Linked DNA regions of Homo sapiens: regions 2 and 3 are each linked to region 1. A link is a loop called in an ENCODE intact Hi-C map of the cell type or tissue named here. Cell type or tissue: OCI-LY7. All regions are shown on one strand.

Region 1 (8,000 bases):
TGGAAGAAAACAACACCCCACAGACACTATTAGACAGATTATTGAGGCAGGAAATTAACAAAGATATTAGGACCTAAACTCAATACTTGATCAAATAATCCTAATAGAAATCTACAGAACTCTCCAACTAAAAACAACATAAATGGCCAGGCATGGTGGCTCACGCCTGTAATCCCCATACTTTGGGAGGCCGAGGCGGGCGAATCACCTCAGATCTGTTCAAGACCAGCCTGGCCAACATGGTGAAACCACGTCGACTCTATTAAAATTAGAAAAATTAGCTGAGTATGGTGGCGGGCACCTGTGATCCCAGCTACTAGGTAGGCTGAGGCACAAAAATCGCTTGAACGCAGAAGGCAGAGTTTACGGTGAGCCATACAATTACGTGGAACTTAACCTGCACTTGAATGATATTTGGGTAAATAATGGAATTGAGACAGGAATCAAGAAGTTTTTTGAAACAAATGAGAGCAAAAATACAACATACCAGTATCCCTGGAACACAGCTGAGGCAGTGTTAAGAGGGAAATTTATGCCATTAAATGCTCACATCAAAAAGTTAGAAAGATCTCGATTTAACAACCTAATATCACAAATAAAAGAATAAGAGAAGAGCAAATCCCTAAACTAGCAGAAGACAAGAAAAAACTAAAATCAGATGTGAACTGAAGGAGATTTAGACATAAAAAAACTATACAAAATATTAAGAAATTCAGAAGTTAAAACTTTGAAAAAATTAATAAAATAAACCAATAGCGAGATTAATGACGATTCAAATAAATACAATTAGAAATGACAAAATGAACATTACCACTGAACATACAAAAATACAAATAACTTGGCCAGGCACAGTGGCTCACACCTGTAATCCCAGCACTTCGGGAGGCTAAGGCGGGTGGATCACCTCAGGTCGGGAGTTCGAAACCAGCCTGACCAACATGGAGAAACCCTGTCTCCACTAAAAATACAAAATTAGCCAGGCATGGTGGCGCATGCCTGTAATCCCAGCTATTTGGGAGGCTGGAGCAGGAGAATCACTTGAACCCAGGAGGCAGAGGCTGCAGTGAGCTGAGATCATGCCATTGCAACCAGAGTGAAACTCCATCTCAAAAAAAAAAAAAAGGCTAGTTCACTATAATCAAGTAGGCTTTGTCTTTAAAATGCAAAGTTGGTTCACCATACACAAATCAATAAATGCTATTTATCACATAAACAAAACTAAAGACAAAACCCACAAGATTATCTCAATAGCTGCAGAGAAAGCTTTTGATAAAATTTAACATACTTCATGTAAAAAACCTTCAACAAACTAGGCATTAAAGGTACACACTTTAGCCCAGTGCAGTGGCTCACTCACGCCTGTAATCCCAGCACTTTGGGAAGCCGAGGTGGGTGGATCACCTGGGGTCAGGAGTTTGAGACCAACCTGGCCAACACGACGAAACCCCATCTCTACTAAAAATAGAAAAATTAGCCAGGCATGGTGGTGCATGCTTGTAATCCCAGCTACTTAGGAGGCTGAGGCTGGAGAATTGTTTGAACCTAGGAGGCGGAGGTTGCAGTGAGTCGAGATTGCACCATTGCACTCCAGCCTGGGCAATAAAAACAAAACTTCGTCTCAAAAAAAAAAAAAAAATAAATTACAGATTTAATGCTATTTTATCAAATTACCAAAAAGATTCTTAACAGAAAAAAAAACTATTTTAAAATTCATATGAAACAAAAACAAACAAAACTTGAATAGCCAAGGCAATCTTAAGCAAAAAGAACAAAGCTGGAGTCATTACATTACCAGACTTCAAACTATACTACCAGGCTACAGTTACCAAAGCAGCATGGTACTGGTACAAAACAAAACAAAACAAAAAACAGGCTCATAGACCAATGCAACAGGACAGAGAGCCCAGAAATAATGCCACACACCTACAACCATCTGATCTTCTACAAAGCTGACAAGAGGAATGTGGGAAGAATTCCCTGTTTAATGGTGCTGGAATAACTAGCTAGTACTATGTATAAGATTGAAACTGGACCCCTTCCTTACACTACATACAAAAGTCAACTCAAGATAAATTAAAGACTTAAATTTGAAACTTAAAATTATACAAAAGCCCTGGAAGATAACCTAGGAAAGACCATTCTAGATATAGGAACTGGCAAATATTTCATGTTGAGGATACCAAAAGCAATTGCAACAAAAGCAGAAATGGACAAATAAGACCTAATTAAACTAAAGAGCTTCTTCACACCAAAGGAAACTATCAACAGAGTAAAAAGACAACCTACAGAACAATAGAAAATATCTGCAAACTATGCTTCTGCCAAATGTCTAATATCCAAAATTAATAAAGAACTTAAGCAAGTTTGCCAGAAAAAAAAAACTAGGAAAAAAGCATGAACAGATGTTCTTCAAGAGAAGACACACATGTGGCTAACAAGCATATTAAAAAATGCTCATTATTAATCATTAGAGAAACGTAAAGAAAAACCACAGTGAGATACAATCTCATACCAGTCAGAATGGCTATTAATAAAAAGACAAAAACAAACAAACAAACAAAAAAAAACGATGCTTGCAAGGCTGCAAAAAAAAAAGAATACTTATACACTGTTAGTGGGAGTATAAATTAGTTCAACCACTGTGAAAGCAGTGTGATGATTTCTCAAAGAACTAAAATCAAAATTACCATTTGATTCAGCAACCTGAATACCCCAAAAATACTCTATATACCCCCCAAAATATAAATTATTCTATTATAAAGACACATGCAAATGCATGTTCATTGCAGCACTATACACAATAGTACTTGTGAGCAAAGACATGGAAGCAACCTAAATGTCTATCAATAGTAGACCGGATAAAGAAAACATTATGGCTGGGCGCGGTGGCTCACACCTATAATCCCAGCACTTTGGGGGGCCAAGGTAGGCAGATCACTTGAGGTCAGGAGTTGGAGACCAGCCTGGACACCATGTTGAAACCCCGTCTCTACTAAAAAATACAAAACAAATTAGCCAGGCATGGTGGTGCATGCCTGTAATCCCAGCTGCTTGGGAGGCTGAGGCAGGAGAGTCGCTCGAGCCTGGGTGGTGGAGGCTGCAGTGAGCCAATATCGTGCCACTGCACTCCAGTCTGGGCGACAGAGGGAGACTGTCTCAGAAAAAAAAAAAAAGAAGAAAACATATTGTTGGGTGCAGTGGCTCACGCCTGTAATCGCAGCACATTGGGAGGCCAAGGCAGTTGGATTGCCTGAGCTCAGCAGTTTGAAACTAGCCTGGGACAACATGGCAAAACCCCGTACGTACAAAAAATACAAAAAGAAAAACTAGCTAGGTGTGGTGGCATATGCCTGTAGTCCCAGCTACTTTGGGGGCTGAGGTAGGAGGATTGCTTAAGCCCAGGATGTTGAGGCTGCAGTCAGCCAAGATCACCCCACTGTACTCCAGCCTGGGCAATAGAATATCCTGTCTCCAAAATAAAACAAAATATTTAATAAAAACAAAATATGATATATAAACATCATGAAATACTGTGTGGCCCTAAAAAAATAATAATAAGGTTATGTCCTCTGCAGCAACATGGTTGGAGCTGGAGACCATCATCTTTAGTGAACTAATGCAGAAATGGAAAACCAAATACATGTTCTCATTTATAAGTAAGTGCTAAATAATAACACATGGCACCCTGGGAGGCAGAGCCCAGCAGATCAGTTGAGGTCAGGAGTTTGAGACCAGCCTGGTTAACATGGTGAAACCCTGTCACTATTTTTAAAAATAAATAAATTAGCCAAGCGTGGTGACAGGTGCTTGTAATTTCAGCTACTCAGGAGGCTGAGGCAGGAGAATCACTTGAACCTGGCAGGCAGAGGTTGCAGTGAGATCATGCCACTGCACTGTAGCCTGAGTAACAGAGCAAGACTCCATCTCAAAACAAACAAACAAAAACACATGGACTCAAAGCGGGGAACAACAAACACAGAGGCCAAGTTGAGGGTGGAGGGTGAGAGGACAAAGAGGATCAGAAAAAGTACCTATTTGGTGCTATGCTTACTACCTCAGTGACAAAATAATCTGCACACCAAAGCCTCACAACACAATTTTATGTATATAACAAATCAGCACGTGTACCACGAACCAAATATAAAAGTTAAAAGGAAAAAAAATCCATGAGTGGAGAATAGTGCAATGTAAGTGGATGGATTTGTTTGTGCTATCAGATAGTGGCCCAGGGGGGCTGTACTCTGATTTGTGTCCATGCAGGCAGATGAGATTATGAACAGGTTGGTAGAGGAAGCAGGTTGCTACTGCAGATTCAGTGTCTGGGGGTGGGGATATCCCCAGAGACATGTAGACACTTTTGTGGATTTTTGGCAAAAAATACCAGGATCAAAAATGTTGTGGTGAAATTCCTGAGGGTGGTTCCTAGTCCTGGGAGGGGTGTGGACACATCAATGTCTAGTGCGTATGTTTGAGAGTGGGTGGGAATCCTGTGGTGGCAGCTGTGGAAAAAAGGGGTCTGTTATCACAGCTCATTTCCTCTAAGTTGTCAGTTCTCGCTCACCCTGGGAGGAGACATGGAATCACAGGACAACGGGCAGTGTGACAGTCTGTGTACAGGAGAGCAGAGCCTCCCATTCCCAGACACCCAGAGTTCCATTCCAGGCCAGGCTTCTGTGATATCTTTCCTCTGGTACCAAATCTCTAGAGTTTGTGGAATACCAAGCAATTCTCTAACACCAACTAATTGTCTAACATTTGAATTCTGACACCACCCAGGGTCAGCACAGACCCTGATTCAGGGCTCAGTCCCACAACACTATCCTCACTGCAGATGCCAGTCACAAATTCCATAGGCCCATCTATACACTGGGGTTACTGTTTAAAAATTTGGGACTCCCATAACCTCCCTCAAGTTCAATAATTTGATAGAGCTACTCACAGAACTCAGCAAACACTGTAGTTATGTTGACCAGTTTATTATAAAAGACACAACGCAGGAAAACTCAAATGGAAGAAATGTATAGGACCAAGAAAAGAGGTGGGGAAAGATGAAGCACATAGATAATCCTGGTAAATAGCTGTGATTAATAAAATTATCCATCCTTTGTGCTCTCCAGGAACAGTTGATGGAAAGAAACACCCTCCCATTATGACTTAGATGGTGCTCTTTTCTTACCTATCACATAACCAAACACAGACTCCACATTTCCTTTTCTCATTAAAAACAAACAACAAACAAACAAAAAACAGCTGAACTGGTCTCAGTGGCTAAGAGGAAATATTTCTTAATCAAACTTTACTTAAGTTTATCTTCTTCCCACAGGCTCAGAATTTTGAGCTACCCTCAGTCTGAACCAACATACACCATTTTATGTCCCAGCTAAGAACATGCTGACTTCAGGGTAAAACATTCTCTGATATAAAATCTAATTTTCCCACCTTCTATTTGCCATCCCCTCCCACCTTCTTTCTAATCTTGTCTGCCTAAACTTTGCAGTCCTTCAAGATCTTATAGTTGGTACTTTGCCTGTTGCAACACTCTTTTGGAATTCAAATTTTTTTTTTTACATAACTTTGTTTTATTTTGTAAGTCTAGAAACTGCCTTAAAACAGTAACAACTTCATCTCCAGTAAGACCTTCCTAATCCCCTTCCATCTTAACTTTAACTGCATCTGCCTGTGGGTCCCCAGCTTTCCTGGGCTCTGTAGCTTCTCTCAGTATAAAGGCTTCTTCATGGCTGGTGTGAGCAGGCTGGGACATCTGCAGGGGAGGCTCCCCAAAAAGAACCTAACTGGGCCTTTAATAACCTCCTTTTGCAGGCTCCATATTAGCCTTAGCTTAGAGTCACTGGGCTGAAGCTTTAATTTCCATGTCAGAGGTATTAACTTGGTTTTTGAAAGTAAGTGTTTAAAAAATCCAGCAAAATTACTCAAACACAGTGATCATATAAGGGGAAGACATTTTAAGGTGTTTACATTTTATACCTCAACAAGAAAAGCAAAAGTATCCATTCCTTTTAGATGATAAACGTATTATTTTATAATTTTTATTAAAAATCATGTAGTAAACAGTCATATGGGAACGCTTCTGGGAGGTACCAAGTTTTACCATATAATTCAGCATTAAACTCAGAAATCAAGATAACAGGACATAGACTAGAGATATTCACTGTTACAAATGTACTCTGCATAAAGAGGAACTGATGTTTTCACAAATCTAAGTAACTCACCAATTATCTACTACATATTCTTGTGGAAAAGTATTTATTTTCTACAGCCAAAATTAAAAAGAGATTCTCCCTATTTTTTTCCTTGGTTAGCATTCTAAAAGCCAAGACTTGGAATTCTGTTTGATCTCACCCATAAAAGACACACCCGAGAAAATTCTTAAACTCATTCTGGCAAAGAAAAAGATAAATGAGAATTTTTAACAAATGGACTATATAATTAGATATTATTTCTCTCCCTGAAACCCACCTTTTTGTAAATTTTTTACCTTTCAAGTTTTACTAATAAAATGCAACTTACAATAAAAAACTGAAGTCAAAAAAAGTGAAGAAATCTTTTCAAGATGATAAACCCCCAGAGAGTGGCAGTGCTGATTAGAAAACTGATGTGTTTGACTCGTGTCAAGTCAGGCCACGATCCCTTGATTCTCCCACCCCATCCTGCTCACTTAAGTGCTCAACGACCACCCTCTTCGGAGACACTATACCTCAGTTACTGCTCCAGATGCATTTTAGTTTGCAAGTTCTTGCACCATCTCACTGGAGTAAGTTTTTTTTAGTTTTTTTGGTACACTATTTTTTCTTTCACAAATGTTAAGAGAATTCAGGGGGAAGAAATTATTTGTTTTCCCCTTAATACCAGCATCTGATTGGCTGACCAGCAATCTGTCTCCAAGAAATGAAAGCTGGATTGGGTGAAGACAATCTTAATGTCTCAACGGGTTAGCTTTTCAAAAAAAAAAAAAAAAAAAAAAGTGTGGCCAGCGTGGGGTGCCTCACGCCTGTAATCTCAGCACTCTGGGACGCCAAGGTGGGCGGATCACTTGAGGCCAGGAGTTCAAGGCCAGTACAGCCAACATGGTGAAACCTCCTCTCTACAAAAAACACAAAAATTAGCCAGGTGTGTCGGCGTGCACTTGTAATCCCAGCTACTTGGTAGGCTGAGACTGGAGAATCGCTTGAACCTGGGAGGCGGAGTTTGCAGTGAGCCACGATCGCCCCATTGCACTCCAGCCTGGGCGACAGAATGAGACTGTCTCAAAAAAAAAAAAAAAAAAAAAAAAAAGTGCACCAGGAGATGCCTCTCAGCCCCACGACATCCACCTGCTCTTTTAAGAAGCTACACTCCATACCTGAGACTGTCCTATGGGAGAAAATGACCCAGGAGCTGATATTCACTAAACATTGTAGCAGACATAGCGATTGTGGGTATCTTGGTTTATCCCCAGACAGTACTAAAACTCAAAACCAGGAAAACACTGAGGAGTGGCTGAGGAAACAGCACTCCATAAAGTTTCCAAAGGGAAACCTTGACCCAAAAACATTTTGGTAAGATCTCTGTGCCTAGGGAAGATTATTTTAAAAAGAGGCACAGAGATTTTTTTACAATACAGTGTCAGGGGATGATTCTTTGCTTTCTTCTCCTGGGAAATATTTTCAAACAGAAAAAAATTTTTCTAAAGTGCTATCCAATGCTGTGTCAAAAAATGATTAATTAAAATACAGTATCTAAAATGTACACTAAAATAATGTGAATTAGGATGAGGAAGTTGGCATTTCGGAATGTCAGAAAAAACTGGAAATTTGGTATTTTACTGCAAGCCAGAGTTAGGCTGAAGGAATTGGGGGTGGGGAGTAGTCTTGAGACTCTGCTTGGGCCACATGTGAAAATTTCAGGGGAAAATCTATCCCCTGTAGAGTGTGTACACAATTAAGTAGCAGGCAATTAGACTGAGGTAGCTCCAGTCCCAGGGTCCCCATTTTTTAAAAAAA
Region 2 (8,000 bases), 220 kb after region 1:
TCCAGATTACGGGTCCTAATTAGCTAGCTCTTGGGCAAAAGGAAAGAAAAAATACTCTAGTCCAGTATTACATTTTACGGGTAGGTATAATTGTGATCATGACTCTCGATACTTTGTGGCCTTCATCTCTCACCCCTAAGATGCTTGTTTACGCTTACAGAATCTGTCATCAGATTCTATTTACACCTGGATCCTCTCACATAACTGTAGCAGGTCACTGAACAAGATCTGAAAAGTTCTAAGAGCAACACTCTCAAAGGGAAGCTTTAAGATGTCTATGTTGACATCTCACAATGCAGAAAATGTCTCCTGTTGGTTTTCTGTACTTTCTCAAACCAGAGTCTGGCCCTGTCTTGTAAATTCCAGGGAGAGGCCAGACCTTATGTACAGATTCTAGGTGGGAGCAGCCTGCCTCTGCATTTTTGGGTGTTACAGCAAGTGGAGCACAACCAAAGGAGAGATCGCCTCATAGAGGCTGCTCTAGCACATTCTAAATAATATGTCTACTTGAAAGGAAAAAGCTGAAGCTACATGAATATAAGTAGAGAGTTTATTTGAGCCAAGATTGGGAATTGTAACCTGGGATCAAAGATTCATGTTGCCAGGAATCTACACTTTGATTAGCGCAGCTGCAAGTGGATTTGTAAAGGCAAAAAGAGAGGGAAAGAGGGTGGGCTGATACAAAGTTGTTTGTCAGAAACTCTCATTTGTTTACAAAAAAATAAGATTGATTATTGATTGGATAAACATTGTTAAGCTATAGGGTGTGGGTTACAGGATCCAGTGTGTCATTATTAGTTTAATTTATACCTACTTGTGGCAATAGCAAGCAGTTTCAAGAGATAAATTCTTAGCTCAAAGAACAGAGAAATACATAATTGTGGTATTATTTTAATGTCTCTGAACCTTATAACTAAAAGAATTTGCATTTCTCAGATAAAAGGTTTTATTTTTTCCCAAATCTTAAGACCCTGATTCAGAATTTGGAGCTGCAAATTTAGTTCCTGGATGGGTGCAGTAGCAGTAGGTGTCATCCACACATTTGTGGGTATTTTAAGAAGAGGAAGAAGGGGTTGGGTGTGGTGGCTCATACCTGTAACACCAGCACTTTGGGAGGCCGAGGCAGGCAGATCACCTGAGGTCATGAGTTTGAGACCAGCCTGGCCAACATGGTGAAACCCCCCCTTCCACTAAACATACAAAAATTAGCTGTACGTCTTGGTGCGTGCTTGTAATCCCAGCTACTCAGGAGGCTGAGGCAGAAGAATCATTTGAACCCAGAAGGTGGAGGTTGCAGTGAGCCGAGATCATGCCACTGCACTCCAGCCTGGGCAACAGAGTGAGAACCCATGTCAAAAAAAAAAAAAAAAAGAGGAGGAAGGGAAAAAATATGGAGATTCTCATGTCTACTTAAGGCACACGTTACTCTGGGTTTCTGGGTCCCATGATCTCTGAAGCAGTTTCTGGTCTAAAGATACAAGAGTCATTGAAAGAGGTAAAATGGTTAACTGCTGCCCTGTGAAGTATGTAGAAATCTGGCCTAGCTCTCTAGAGGTGACTGTAGAGGACTATAACACCAAATAGACAGAGACACAATTCTGCCTGCATATTTAGGGGACAGCATGCATTTTGCAGCACAATTGTGAGTTGACTGGAAGCCTGAAAGGAAAAGCCTCCTCTGGATTAAAGCTTGGTTGGCACCTTATATGTTTATATCATGTGTGGTAATTCTAGACAGTGTTTGGAAAATATAAATAAAAGAAAAATTTTCTCCAGCTCCAGAGTAACTCCACAATGATAGAACAGAAAGAAAGCTGTTTTATTACACAATTCAACCAGAATGTGACATGCATCACAGTCAATCTGCTTAAGAGATTGCAAAGACAGAAAGACGGTCACAATAATTAGTCCACAAGTAGAAAAATTTACAGCACATGTCATACATAGTTCATCATAAATTCACCTGGTAATTTGGGAGGTCATCCATATATGCTAATTGGTTATAATCAATGACAAAATACACTTTTCACATCTTCATGACAAAAGGTAATTTTGCAACTTAAAGCCAGGTGCCTCCTGCTTGCCGTCTCCTGGTAGCTTGTGTCCTCTCTTGACTCCTACCATCTGCCACTGAGGCAGAGCCCCCAGCACACAGCTCACACCTGGCACCCTATATATAACCCCAACTGCCACAGCAGCACTTCAATGCCACATCAGAGAATGAAGCCTGAGTTGCAGGAGGAGAGCCTGCAGGCCTCCTGGGTAGAATTGCACCTTCACAATAATGGGAATGGGTGCAGTGTTTAAGCCTCAGTTTTTTATTTGTAATGGTGACATGGAAATCACTCTGCTGGATTTCCAGCATGAGTCCATATAGAGATAGCTCCAAGAGTTCTCACTATGACAGCCCACCTCATTAACAGACACCATGGGATAGTAATAGGGCTTCCAAAACAGACACCCAATGCATTCAAGAGAAAAACAGCTCACTCTGAAAATGATTATATTGAGAGGGAAAAAAAAAGAAAAGCATCTTAAGAAAAAAACTCAGATTAGATATGATTGAACAAGTCAGCCAGAAAAACTTCCCCTAAAACACATTTCTCTGTAAAAACCCAAAGTGCACAGCTACCCTCAGTATGAAAAACATGAGCATTATGAATAACGGGGGGCATATTCTCAGCAGAATTTTGTAAGTGTGTGTTACAGCGTGGTCTGGATTGAAGACCCAAGCAGACTTTGTGTGAGCAACAAGGCCGTTTATTCACTTGGGTGTTAGTGGGCTGAATCGGAAAAGGGAGTCAGCCCGGAGGTGTGAGGGAGAGCAGTCTTTACAGGGCAAAGTGGCGGGTGGAAAATTACAACATGGTTTTGGGACTTGTTGACTCAAGAAGTTGATCAACCAGTTGGAACAGAAACCCGTTGTTCTTCTTTTGTGGTTTTTGGTTGTTGCAGGTTTTCTGGTTCCAGGAAGTCTGGAGGCATATGTGCTGGTCACAGAGTTCTTAATGGCCCACCGTCAATAATGGCCTGCTGGCAATAATGCAGCCATATTTGTGGGATATGACATTCCTGTCTTTTTGTTTTAATAAGAAAAGAAGTGGACGGGGTGATGTTTCTCAGGGATTCTTCGAGCGGGACTTGGGGCGGCATGGACTCCTAATTGGGAGAGAGATCTTGGGGTGGGGGTGACATTGAGGGGCAGTTAGGAGTAGCATTTGTCGCATAGATTGATTGGTAATAGCTTGAATGAGATTTTGTAGGAACTGAGAGGCTAGACGGAAGAGGCAGGGTCCAAATAGGAGAAGGAGAATGATGGAAATGAGGGGCCCAGCTATAGGGAGAAGCCACAACGCCCAGCTCCAAAGATTGGTGTTAAAAGTCTGAAAGACATTGTCTGATTTTAGAAGCCTTTTCATTTAACTGCGAGGCAGCATCTCGTACTAGTCCAGACTGGTTGGTGGAAAAACAATCTTCCCCTAAAAAGGTGCATAGCCCACCTTTTTCGACGGTTAGGAGGTCTAAGCCACGGTGGTTCTGCAGAGTTACTGCTGCTAAGGAGTCTATTTGGGATTGGAGAGTAAGGGTGGATTTTGCTATGTCTTGTAGGCTGTCTGAGAGATCCTTTGAGAGTGTATGATAGTAGGACAGGGAAGGGGACAAACCTGCTATTCCAGTTCCTGTGGCATTGGTAACTCCTAGTCCTATAAGCAAGGGTATTATCTGCACAGCCCTATGCTGATGGACTTGGGCTCTGACAGGGACTGGTAAGGTTTGGTTTCCAGGGGCAATGTCAATTTTGGGGCTTAGGAAGATTAGGGTACAGGTGCTTGTCCAGTTAGTGGTGAGGCAGACATAGGTTGAAGTTCCACACAAGAAGAATATGCCTTGGCTGGGTAGGCAGAACTGGCTGTGTATGTTAAAAAGGTGTGTGAATTTGTTTTCATTTTCCCACACCCCTAGGGTACTTGCCAAGGCGGCCCCAGTGAGCGGCTGAAAAGGGATGTTTGGGATAAGCTGAGTGGCTCCCTGTGTTTTATTTTCCCATTGGAGGAAAAATCATTTTGTATCTACTAGGAGCCACTCAGAAGGGTAATCGAAAGAGGGGATAAGGAGGCATTCGTCAGTGGTGGGAGTGCTGCTGCAGGAGGTCCAGGGGTGAATGGTCATGCAGTGCGTATGCCTGCCATTACAAAACCCGGATTGTTTGTTAAGCAGAGAGGTGCTGATGACTTCTGGGGGCTTTGAGAAGCGGACAGGCTGTTTGAATGTAGCTGTTTGGGAGACCTGGAAGTTAATACAGTCAGTTGGGGCTTGAAGCTGCAAGGCGTAGTTGCACTGATGGAACAGTAGGTGACCTAGAGGTAGGCCTGATGACAGGTTGTGTTGGATGCATAAAGGGGCTTGGAAAGTTAAGACAGCGTTTGTAGTCACAGGGCCGTGTATGGGCTTTTCATTACTTGTGTAATGGGTGAGGCTGGACATGTAGGAGCGTAAAAGTTGAACTGCACGACCTGTCAGGGTATTTTCGGTCATTTCATTGATGGAGAAGTTGGCCAATGACTGCATATGTAGGAGTTAGAAGGGGCTTTTTCCTTCATTACGAGGGTGGTAGGTTAAGCTAGTAACTACCCAGTTTTTTGTGGGAATGAGAGTGGCAACGTAAGTGGTAGCTGATAGAGAAATGCAAAGCCAGCGTCCTTTGCCAAAGAAGGGTTGGACTGGTTTAACAGAGAGTGGGTTGAGAGTTTTGTAGAGGTAATTAGGCATTACTGGAAGTGGGAGTGCGGCCATGCCAGGTAGCCAAAGGAGCAGGAGGGATAGATAAAGAGTGAGTAGGAAGGTAAACAGAGGCGTCTCATCTGGGAAGAAGTTATACAGAGTGCCCTAAAAGATGAGATCATCTATCCAGTTTAAGAGAGAATCTAAGGTGGGAGTTTGGGGATGAAACCAGGAGATGTCTTGGCAAATAGAGTGGAGGAAGAGGGTGAAGAAGCAGGGCGGACAGGAGCAGGACATTTAAGTTTCTTCAGGGATTTCGGTGAGTTTTAACGAGGTCGGGGAGAGTACTTGCGACTTCCAAGAGGAGGAAGAAGGGTCAGGCTGAGTGTCAGATGGACACAGCTTTACTCTGGAAGGGTGAATCCACTGAGGAGGATCTTGTAAGCAGACAGCCATTGGGGTACCATAAACGACCAGGAAGGGTCCTGTCCACTGAGGTTGTAGAGATCAGGGGGTTAAGCTCTTTATCAGGATGGGCTGTCTGGCCAGAGTGTCCTCATATGGCTGGGTATCTGAGGTGGGTAAAAGAAGGTTAGCAGCCTGACAGATTTCATTCCTAGCCTGTTGGAGGACTGGTGTCTGGGATGAGGTTGGGCCCCAGTAGAAAAGTACTACCATATAAGAGTTCGAATGGGCTATACCTGGTAGGTTCATGGGCGGTGGCTCAGATCCTGAGAAGCACAAGTGGTAGGAGAACAGTCCAGTCCTTTCGGAGTTGGAGGGTGAGTTTTTAAGAGGCCGTTGGCTCTTTCAACCTTTCCTGAGGAATGAGGATGGTATGGGGTGTGGAGATTCCACTGGATGCCAAGGGCCTGGGAAACTGCCTGGGTGATTTGGCTAATGAAGGCTGGACCACTGTCAGATTGGATGGAAGTAGGGAGGCCGAAACAGGTAACAATATCTGTTAGAAGAGAGGTAAAAACTGCTGCAGCCTTTTCAGATCCAGTAGGGAAGGCCTCGACCCATCTGGTGAAGGTATCAACCCAAACTAGGAGGTACTTATATTTTTTGACACGAGGCATATGAGTGAAGTCAATTTGCCAATCTTGTGTAGTAGTAAACCCTCAGGCCTGATGTGCTGGGGAAGGAGGGGGCCTAAGAAAACCTTGGAGTGGCAGACAGAACATTAAGAAGTGATTGTTTAAGGACGGACTTCCATGATGAGAAAGAAATAAGGGGCTCTAGGAGGCGAGCCAAAGGCTTGTATCCTACATGGAAGCGGTCATGGAGGGATAAGAGAATAGATTGCGCTTGTGAGGCAGGAAGAAGGAACTTTCTATGATCTAAGAACCACTTGCCTTGTGAGTTGGAAAGGACTAGCAGAGCAGGTTTTCAGAAGAAGAGTAGTAGGTAGGGATAATAGATGAGAAAGAAATATACTGGTCTTTTGGAGCAGAGACTGGAACGTCTGCAGACACTGAGGTGTTTGCCACCTCTTTTGCTGTTTTACTGGCATGGGCATTTCCTTTAGTGATAGGGTCTGTTGGTTTTTGGCATCCTCTGCAGTGGACAACTCCAGCCTTGGCTGGCAGAAGAGCAGCCTTAAGGAGGGCCTTTATGAGAAAGGCATTGATAATGGAAGACCCTTGTGTGGTTAGAAAACCTCTTTCCACCCAGATGGCAGCACTGTGATGAAGGATGTGGAAAGCATACCTGGAATCAGTATAAATATTGACGTGCATTCCCTTAGAGAGAGACAGCGTGAGTTAAAGCAATTAGTTCAGCTTGCTGAGAGGTGGTGGAGGGTGGAAGTGCAGCAGCCTCGATAACAGATGTGTGGGACACAACAAATAGCATAACCTGCCTTGGCTGGCGAAAATTGGTTGGGTCTTGAAGAACTACCATCAATAAACCAAGTGTGATCTGGGTTTGGGACTGGAAAAACAGAAATGTGAGGAGAGGGGGAGGATGCCATGTGTATTAAGGAGATGCAGTCATGTGGCTCAGGACATGTGTTGGGTGCTAAGTGAAAGGCTGGGTTGAAACTGGGTCCAAGAGCAATGGTTAGCATGGGGTTTAAAATAAAGAGTGAATAAAGCTGGAGGAGATGGGAGGAGAGTAGTTGTGTGAGGTGAGAGGAAGAAATGAGACTCTGGAGGTTGTGAGCGCTATAGAGGGTAACTGGGGTGTAACCAGTGATTTTGAGGGATTCTAGGAGTATTAGGGCAGTGGCCGCTGCAGCATGTAAACAGGGCAGCCAGCCTAGGACTGTGAGGTCAAGTTTAGATAAGTAGGCCACTGGTCGTGGGCCTGGCCCTTGTGTTAGGACCCCAACTGCACATCCCTTTACCTCTGCCATGTAGAGAGAAGGGCTGGGTGGAGTCGAGGAACGCCAGTGAGGAGGCTGTCTCAAGAGCTTTTTTCAGGGAGTGAAAGGATGAATGAGGGAAGGTTTGGGGTCTATGGGGTCAGCTAGGTTGCCTTTTGTAAGCTTATAAAGGGGTTTTGTTAAGAGGGCAAAACCAGGTACCTAGAGGTGGAAGTACCCAATGATGCCTAGGAAGGAGAGAAGCTGCTGTTTTTGAAGGGACTGGGGTCTAGGAGATTAGGTGAATACGGTCAGCGGGGGGAGTGCGGGTGTGCTGATGGAGAATTATGCTGAGACAAATAACAGAAGGGGAAGAAATTTGAGCTTTAGAAGGGGACATTCGGTACCCTTTAGAGTCTAAATGCTGAAGGAGTAGGAGGATATTCTGTTGGGAGGATTCCTAGGAGAGACTGCAGAGATCATCGACATACTGGATGAGGTAGGAAAAGGAAGGCTGAAAAGAGAGTAGGTCGCAGGCAAGGGCTTGGCTAAAATAATGAGGGCTATTCCGGAAGCCCTGGGAAGAATGGTCCAGGTTAGTTGTTGGGACTGATGGGTGTCAGCGTCAGTCCAGGTGAAGGCAAAAAGAGGTTGAGAGGAGGGATGTAGGGGAATGGTGTAGAAGGCATCTTTTAGGCTGAGAACGGAATAATAGGTAGTGGTGGGAGGTATTCTGGACAAGAGAGTATATGGGTTTGGCACTATAGAATGGATGAAAAGTACAATCTGATTGATGAGACGAAGGTCTTGAACTAATATGTAGGACTTGTCTGGTTTTTGAAAGGGAAGGATGGGAGAGTTAATGGGTACTAAGAGGCCATGTTGTAAAAAGTGGGTAAAAAGGCTTTAGGCCTTTTAGGGGTGGCATAGGGATAGGATACTGGCATTGGGCAGGGTAAGGATGGTTTGG
Region 3 (8,000 bases), 270 kb after region 1:
CCAAGCCATATGTCACAATACACAATATATAGAGTACCCAGGCAGAAGATGCAAGTCATGTCACCTAGGTGCTAGGCCCAGTGGTACATCACAGTCCCTTTCAGGGCATAGCTCAAGCAATAGAAAAGAGTCACATAAACTAGGTGCTGAGTTTGGCAATTTGTCACAATACCCTTTGAGGGTAGGCCCCAAGAAAAAAATTCACATCGCCTAAATAAGGGGGGCAAAGAAACCCCATCCATACTAAAAATACAAAATTAGCTGGGTGTGGTGGTGGGTGCCTGTAATCCCAGCTACTTGGGAGGCTGAGGCAGGAGAATCGCTTGAACCCTGGAGGCGGAGGTTGCGGTGAGCCAAGATGACACCATTGCACTACGTGCTGGAAAACAAGAACAAAATTCCATCTCAAAAAAAAGGAGAAAAAAAAAAGGTAGGTGTTGGGCCAAGCCATATGTCACAATCCCTGCCATGGACAGGTCCCAGAAAGAAGAGAAGAGTCTCATTATCTAGGTAATTGGCCCAGAGACATGTCACAATAACTCCTGTGGGCAGTGATCAGGCAGAAGAATCACATCACCTGTATGCTGAGCCCAGGAATAAGTCATTCTCTCTTCTGTGGAAATTGCCCAGACAAGCACAGCAAGTCATATCACCTAGGTCCTATGCCCAGAGATATGTCACAATCTTTCCTATGGGCAAGTCCCAGGCAAGAGAGGAGAGACACATTAAATAGTTGGTTGGCCCAGAGATAGGTCACAATGACCCTGTGGGGAGGTTTCAGGCAGGTTCACCTTGGTTCTGGGCTCAGCTATTTGTCACAATGTCTTCTGAGGGCAGGGCCAAGGCAAAAGAGTAACGTCACCTTGGTGCTGGGCACAGTGATATGTCACCATTTCCCTTGTGGGCAGAACCTAGAAAAAAGAGGAGAGTCACATCAGCTGGATTCTGGGCATAGCAATATGTCACAATACCCGCTGTGAGCAAAGACCAGGTAGAAGAAGACAGTGACATCATGGAGCCTCCTGCAGGCAGGGCCATGACAAGACAGTTACATTACCTGAGTGCAAGGCCTGGTGATATGTAACAATGTCTACTTTGGGCAGTGCCAAAGCAGAAGAGAAGACTCACATCACCTGGGTGCAAGGCCCGGTGATATGTCACAATGCCCACTGTGGGCAGTGCTGAGACAGGAGACTAGATCACATTACCTAGGGGCCAGGTCCAGCAACATGGCACATTTTGAACTGTGGGCCGGGCCCAGGCAAGAGAGTCAAATCACTTAAGAGCTGGGCAGAGACTTATTTAACTATCACACCTGTAGGAAGGTGCAGGGATGGTATTAACAAGCCCACACATGTCCGGGTTCTAGGTATGAAAGTCAGCACCTCTTGTATGTTGGGTTTAAGTACATGAGTCACCATCTCAGCAGTGGACTGGATCAGTGCATGGGAGCCTCAATCTTTCCTGCAGACTATCTCACCTTAGTAGAGTCCCAGCCTCACAGGTTTGCTGAATCTTAGCCTGAGAGTCACCAGAACACTTGTGGACCTGATCCACATATGAGAGTCAATTTTCCAACTTTTGACTGCCTCCAGGTGTGAGTTTCAGAATCTCAACAGTGGGCTGTGTTCACGGGAAATGATAACAATCTTTACTGTCAGCAGGGTGTGATATGGGTGTACGGTCAATCCTCTTGGGAGAGATTGACCCAACATACAAGATATGTTGACACTCCCACCTAGAACTAGAACATGTGTGGGATTGTGATCTTATTCCTGGACCTTCCTGCAAGTGTGATTGTGACATACACCTTTACCCAGCACCTAAGTGGTTCGACTTTGCTGCCTGGAGTGAACTCACAGATAAAATTGTGACATATTGCTCGACCCTGCACCTTGGTGGTGTGACTCTACTCTCAAGCCTTGTCATTGCCCACATGAAGAATTATGACATACTGCTGGGTCTTGCACCCAAGTTATGTGAGTCTTTTCTTCTGCCTTGGTGTTGTATACAGGGAGCATTATGATATATTGCTGCATCCTGTGTCAAGGATTTGTGGCTCTTCTGCCTGTGCCTTGCCCACATGGGCCAATGGGACATACTGCTGAGTCTAACACTTAGGTAATGTAACTCTCCTGCCTGGGCACTGCTTACGGGAAACATTGTGACATATTTGTGTACCTATCAACCAGGTTACATAAATCTCTTCTCCTTCCTGATTCCTGACACTTAGGTAATGAAACTTCCCTGCCTGGGAACTTCTTACAGAGGACATTGTGATATATGTGTGTACCCATCAACCAGGTTACATAAATCTCTTCCCCTTCCTGATTCATGCTAACAGAGGGGATTGTGGCTCTTCTATTGTTTTTAGGTTCTGTCTTCAGGGAAAATTGTGACATACCACTGGACCCAACACTAACAGGATGTTACCGTTTCGCTTTGGCCCTGACCTGGAAAGGCATTCAGCCCTATTGCTGGGCCTAGCACAAAAATCATGTGGCTCTTTTGCCTGGAGACACATTGTGACATATCTCAAACTTATCAACTATTTGATGTGACTCTCTATTCTTACTTGCACTTTGCTTTTGAAAGATTCTGACATATCTCTGTCTCTGGGTCCTCTCCTTCTGGACAAACCCCCTCAGAAAAAAAAAAAAGTGACTTATTGCTGACCTCAGCACACAAGTGATGTAATTCTTCTGCCTGGTCCCTGCCCACAGAGAGCACTGCAACGTATTTTTTAGTCTATAAACTTTTGATGTAACTTTCCTCTTTTACCTTAATCCTCCACATGGTCCCTGCCCACCCAGGGCATTTTGACATATCTCTAGGCCCCTCAACTATTGGATATGATGCTCTTTTCACATCTGAGCTTTGCCAAAAAGTGAGATTCTGATATATACCTGTGGGCTCAGCACCTAAATAATATGACTCCTCCTTTGCCTGGGTCCTGTATTCATTGTGTGTTATGACATATGGCTGAGTCCAATACCTACATGATGTGACTCTCCTGCCTGGGTTTTGCCCACAGGGTACTTTAAAATATCTTTTTCTTTATTACCTATGTGATGTGACTCTCTTATTCCACCAGAGCCCTGCCAAATAGAAGGATTGTGACATATCACTGAACACAGCACCTAGGTGATGTGACTCTCTCCTTTTGCCTGGGCCTCACATATTTTGGGTATCGTAACAAATTGCTGGGCCCCACCACTGGGAGATGGGAGGCTTGTGCATGGATCCTGCCTATGTGGGGACCTTTTGATACTTATCTGCATCTATCACTTAGAAGATATGACTTTCCTACCTGCACCCTGCCCACAAGGAAGATTGGGAACTATCACTAGGCCATGCGTCCAGGTTATGTAACTCGGCTGCCCGTGTTCTGCTTTCAGGAGGGAATTGTCACAATCTCTTCTACAGGCAATGCCCAGGTAAGAGTAGAGAGTTACATCAAGTAGTTGACAGGCCCAGAGATATGTCACAATGTCCCCTGTGGACAGAGTTCAGGAAAGAGACTCACATCACGTTGGTGCTGGGTCCAGCAATATGTCACAATGCCTTCTGAGGGCAAGGCCAAGCCAAAGAGAAAAGAGCAATGTCACTTTGGTGCTTGGCCCAGTGGTATTTTACAATCCCCCACATGAGCAGTGATCAGGCAAAACGAGAGTGTCATATCACCTGCGAGATGTGCATAGAGATATGTCACAGTGCCCCCTGTAGTCAGGGTCTAAGCAGGAGAGTTACATTACCTGGGTTTTGGACTAAATAACATGTTATAATGCCTTATGTGGGCAGGGAACAGGCAGAAGAATCACATACCTTGGGTGTGGAGCCCAGTGATATGTCACAGTGCCCCCTATGGGCAGTGCCTAGGTAGGAGAGGAAATTCACATCACCTGGTTACTGGCCTAAAAAATCTGTCACGATTTTTTTTTCGTGGCCAGGGTTCAGGCAGAATGAAGAGTTACATCTCCTAGGTGATAAATGCAGAAATATGTCAAAAGGCCCCCTGTGGACAGGGCCCAAGCAGAAGCCTCCCAGCCCCTGGGTGTTGGGCTAAGAGATATATCACAGTACCCAAAATATGCTCAGGCCAGTAAAACAAGAACAGTCATATTACCGAGGTGCTGGGTCCAGTTATATGTCACAATCCCCACTTCTGGCAAAGCTCTGGCAGAAAAGGAGAGTCACATAACTTAGGCAATGAATAAAAAGATACCCCTAAGGGCAGAGCCCATCAAGGAGAGTTGCATAACCTAGGTGTTGGACCTGACCCTATGTCTCAATACACAATGTATGAAGAACTCAGGTGGGAGGGGAGGGTCACACTGCCTAGGTGTTAAGCCCAGCAATACAACTAAATCCTTTTTTTAGGCAGATCCCTAGCAACAGAAAAGAGTCAGATCACCTAGATGCTAGGTCCAGCAATATGTCACGATATTCCTTGAGGAAAGAGCCGAGGTAAGACAGTAACATCATCTAGGTGAAAGGCCTAGCAATATTTCACAATCTTCTCTGGAGACAGAACCCAGAAATAAAAGGAGTCACATCAGCTAGGTGCTCGGCACAGTGAAATGTCATGTTGGGTATAACTACATGAGTCACAGTCTCAATGGTGGACTGGACCAAAGAATGAGAGCCTCAATCCATCCTGTGGACTGTGTCTTCTTAGTAGAGTGATGGCCTCACAGGTTTGCTAAATGTTGATTTAAGAGTCACAAACGCAAATGTGAACCAAATCTACATATGAGAGTCGATTTCCCCACTTCCCTGCCTTTGGGTGTGAGATTCAGAACCTCAACAGTGGGCTGTTTACGTGGAAGGAAAGAAGTTTATACTGTTGGCTGGGCATGCATATGAAGGTCACAATCTCAGCTGTGTGCAGTGCCCAGGCATAAAAGAAGAGTCCAATCGCCTAGGTGTAGAATTAAGAGATTTTAATCTCTTTTTTTTTTTTTTTTCAGACAGAGTCTCGCTCTGTCACCCAGGCTGGAGTGCAGTGGCTTGATCTCAGCTCACTGCAAGCTCCGCCTCCCAGGTTCATACCATTCTCCTGCCTCAGCCTCCCGAGTAGCTGGGACTACAGGCGCCAGCCACCACACCCGGCTAATTTTTTGTATTTTTTAGTAGAGACAGAGTTTCACCGTGTTAGCCAGGATGGTCTCGATCTCCTGACCTCATGATCCGCCTGCCTCGGCCTCCCAAAGTTCTGGGATTACAGGCATGAGCCACCATGCCCGGCCTTAATCTCTTTTTTAATCTCTTCTGATACTTCTGTGGGCAAAGTCCATTGAGGAGAGCCACATCATCTATGTTTTGGACCCAGCCATACATCACAATGCACAATGTATTCAGGGCCCAGGCAGAAGAGGGGAGTCAAATAACCTGGGTACTGGGCCCAGTGATACATCAAAATACCTCCTTGGACAGGGCCTAAGCAAAGGAGGAGAGTCACATCACATCAGTGTGTGTGCAAAAATATGTCACAATACCCCTCTGAGTGAATGGCTTAGTCATGAAAGTCATGCCACCTAGGTGAGGGGCTCGATAATATGTTGCAATTTTCTCCATGTGTAAGGCTCAGTAAGAAAAGAAGAGTCACATAACCTAGGGTCTGGGCCCAGCTTCATGTCACAATCATTCTAGTTGGAAGAGCCAGAGAATGAGAGGAGTGTTACATCACACAGGCACTGGGCTCAGCAATAGGTCACAATTCCTGCTGTGGACAGGTCTCATGAAGAAAAGGAGAGTTACATCATCTAGCTGATAGGCCCAGAGACATGTCTTAATGACTCCTGTCAGCAAGAACCAGGCAGAAGAATCACATCACCTGTGTGCTGGTCATAAGTTACTCTCACTTCTGTGGGCATGGCTAGGCAAGAGAGGAGAGAGTCATATCACCTAGGGAGGGGCCCATATACGTGTTCTAATTTTTTCTTTGTGTAGGGCTCAGAAAAAAAGGAGAGTCACAAAACCAAGGGTTTGGGCCCAGTTATATGTCACAATCACCACAGTGGGCATGACCCCAGTATGAGAAGAAAGTCACATCATGTAGGTGCTGGGTCTACCGATATGTCACAATCTTCACTGTGGATAGGTCCCAGGAAGAAAACGAGTGCCATGTAATCTAGGCGATGGGCCCAGAGATACATCACAATATCTCCAATGGGATAAGCCCAAGCAAGAGAAGAGCACTCCACCAAATAGTTGATGAGTGCAGAGATATGGCACAATGCTTCCTGCAGCCAGGATCCAGGTAGGAGACTCACAGCACCTTGGTTCTGGGTCCACCAATATGTCCCAATGCTTTCTTTTGGTAGGGCCAAGGCAGAAAACTTACATCACCTTTGTGTTCGGCCCAGCAATACATCAAAATCGCTCCTGTGGACACAACCTTGAAAAAAGAGAAGAGTCACATCAGCTAGGTGCTAGGCCTAGTGATATGTCACAATCCCCACTGTGAACAGGGATAAGGTAGGAGAAGAGAGTCATAACACCTGGGTGATTGGCATAGAGATATGTCATAATGTCCCCTGTAGGTGGGACTCAGGCAGGAGAGTTAAATTGCCTTTATGTTGAACCCAGCAATAGGCCCCAGTGACCCGTGTGTTGGATGTTAGACCCAGCAATATGTCCCAGTGATCCATGTGGGCAAGGCACAGGCTGGAGAGTCACACAACCTGGGTGTGGGGACCAGCAATATGTCACAATGCTGCCAGTGGGCCATGCTAAGAAAGGAGGGGAGACTCACATCACCTGGGTGCAAGGTCAAGCTATGTGTCGCAATACTCACTGTGGGCAGTACCAAGGCAGGAAAATAAAGTCACATCTCCTAGGTGCCGGGTTCAGCAACATGTCATAATGCTATCTGTGGACTGGGCCAAGGCAGGAGAGTCAAATCACTCAGGTGCTGGGGAGAGGCATATTTCACAATCACACTTTCAGCAAGATCAAGGGATTAGATTAACAATTCAATCTAGGTGATGAAAGAAAATTTATGCGATAATACTTCTGTGGGAAGAGGCCATTCAAGAGTCAGATCACTTCGGTGTTGACCCATCCAAATGTCACCATACACAATGTATCCAGGGTCCAGAAAAGAGAGGAGAGTCACGTTACAAATTGCTGGGTCTAATGACAATTCTTTTTTTTTGGCAGAACCAAGGCAGAGATTAATAGTCACATCGCATAGTTGATGGATGAAGAAACGTGTCACAAGACCCCCTGTGGTCAGGACTCAGGCAGGAGCCTCCCATCCTTTAGGTGTTTTGCCCAGTAATATGTCACAATACATAAAATATACTAAACTGAGGCAAAAGACCAGGGTCACATCACCTAGGTGCTGGGTCCAATGATATGTCACAATCTCCAATTTTGGGAGAGCAAGGGCAGAGTTTTCATATCACCTAGGTGATGAATGAAAAGACACATAATACCCCTGCGAGCAGGGTGTTGGACCTAGTGGTATGTCACGATAACCAACAAATGCGGGTCCCAGGAAGGAGAGAACAGGTACATACCTGAGTGCTTCACTAGCAATAAATCACACTCTGCCTGGAAAGAGCTCTAGCATTATAGGAGGGTTACATCGCTGAGGTGCTGGGTCAAGCCATATGGCACAATACCACCAGAGGTGATGGCCCAGGCAGGAGTCACAATACCTAAGTGAGGGGTCCAGAAATATGTCCCAATTTTCTTCATGGGTAAGGTTTAGGGTAGAAGAGAGTAGCATAAACTATGGAATCAGGTCTTGGGCAAAGCAATATGTCACAACAACCACTGTGGACAGGTCCCAGGAAAAAGAGGAGTGTCACATTATCAAGGTGATAGCCCCAAGGTATACAAGGTATGTCATGATGACCTCTGTGAGCAGGGACCAGACAGAAGTATCATATCATCTGTGTGTTGGGCCTAGAGATAAAGTCACTCTCACTTCAGTGGGCATGGCCCAGGCAGGAGAGAAGAGTCACATCACCTAGGTGCTGGACCTAGAG

The links. A loop is a pair of places that touch in the nucleus more often than their neighbours do. Peaks named below come from ENCODE experiments on the same cell type or tissue, not always from the same donor. Only the 100,000 strongest peaks of a DNase experiment are listed, where the experiment ranks them.
Region 2: a loop joins it to region 1, with 3 times the contacts of the local background. A loop is called at or near these places in 2 of 110 quality-filtered maps.
Region 3: it touches region 1 in a loop (3-fold over the local background); 2 of 110 quality-filtered maps call a loop at or near these places.

The regions. Positions count from the first base shown.
Region 1 is chr7:64,904,403-64,912,402 of GRCh38, reverse strand. All of the region lies in intron 1 of ZNF273 (zinc finger protein 273), which reads right to left. Among named protein-coding and RNA genes, the nearest start is that of ZNF273, 5.1 kb to the right of the region's middle. In OCI-LY7, no CTCF peak of the experiment used is centred here; DNase peaks (open chromatin) are centred at 3,782, 4,262 and 6,622; H3K4me3 peaks cover 4,995 bases; H3K27ac peaks cover 4,383 bases.
Region 2 is chr7:64,681,629-64,689,628 of GRCh38, reverse strand. The region is part of intron 1 of ZNF107 (zinc finger protein 107); the gene reads right to left. It also overlaps the pseudogene BNIP3P11. Among named protein-coding and RNA genes, the nearest start is that of MIR6839, 6.6 kb to the right of the region's middle. In OCI-LY7, CTCF peaks have their summits at 242, 457 and 4,318; DNase peaks (open chromatin) are centred at 318, 2,168, 2,908 and 4,358; H3K4me3 peaks cover 3,987 bases; H3K27ac peaks cover 7,502 bases.
Region 3 is chr7:64,632,398-64,640,397 of GRCh38, reverse strand. It overlaps LOC124901656 (a long non-coding RNA gene), which reads right to left. Exons shown (of 7, transcript XR_007060350.1): 2 at 6,800-6,916; 3 at 6,347-6,400; 4 at 792-911. It overlaps LOC105375326 (a long non-coding RNA gene), which reads left to right and starts at 4,320. Exons shown (of 3, transcript XR_927602.2): 1 at 4,320-4,467; 2 at 6,327-6,480; 3 at 7,165-7,275. In OCI-LY7, CTCF peaks have their summits at 1,013 (motif pointing left) and 3,767 (motif pointing left); DNase peaks (open chromatin) are centred at 1,017 and 3,777.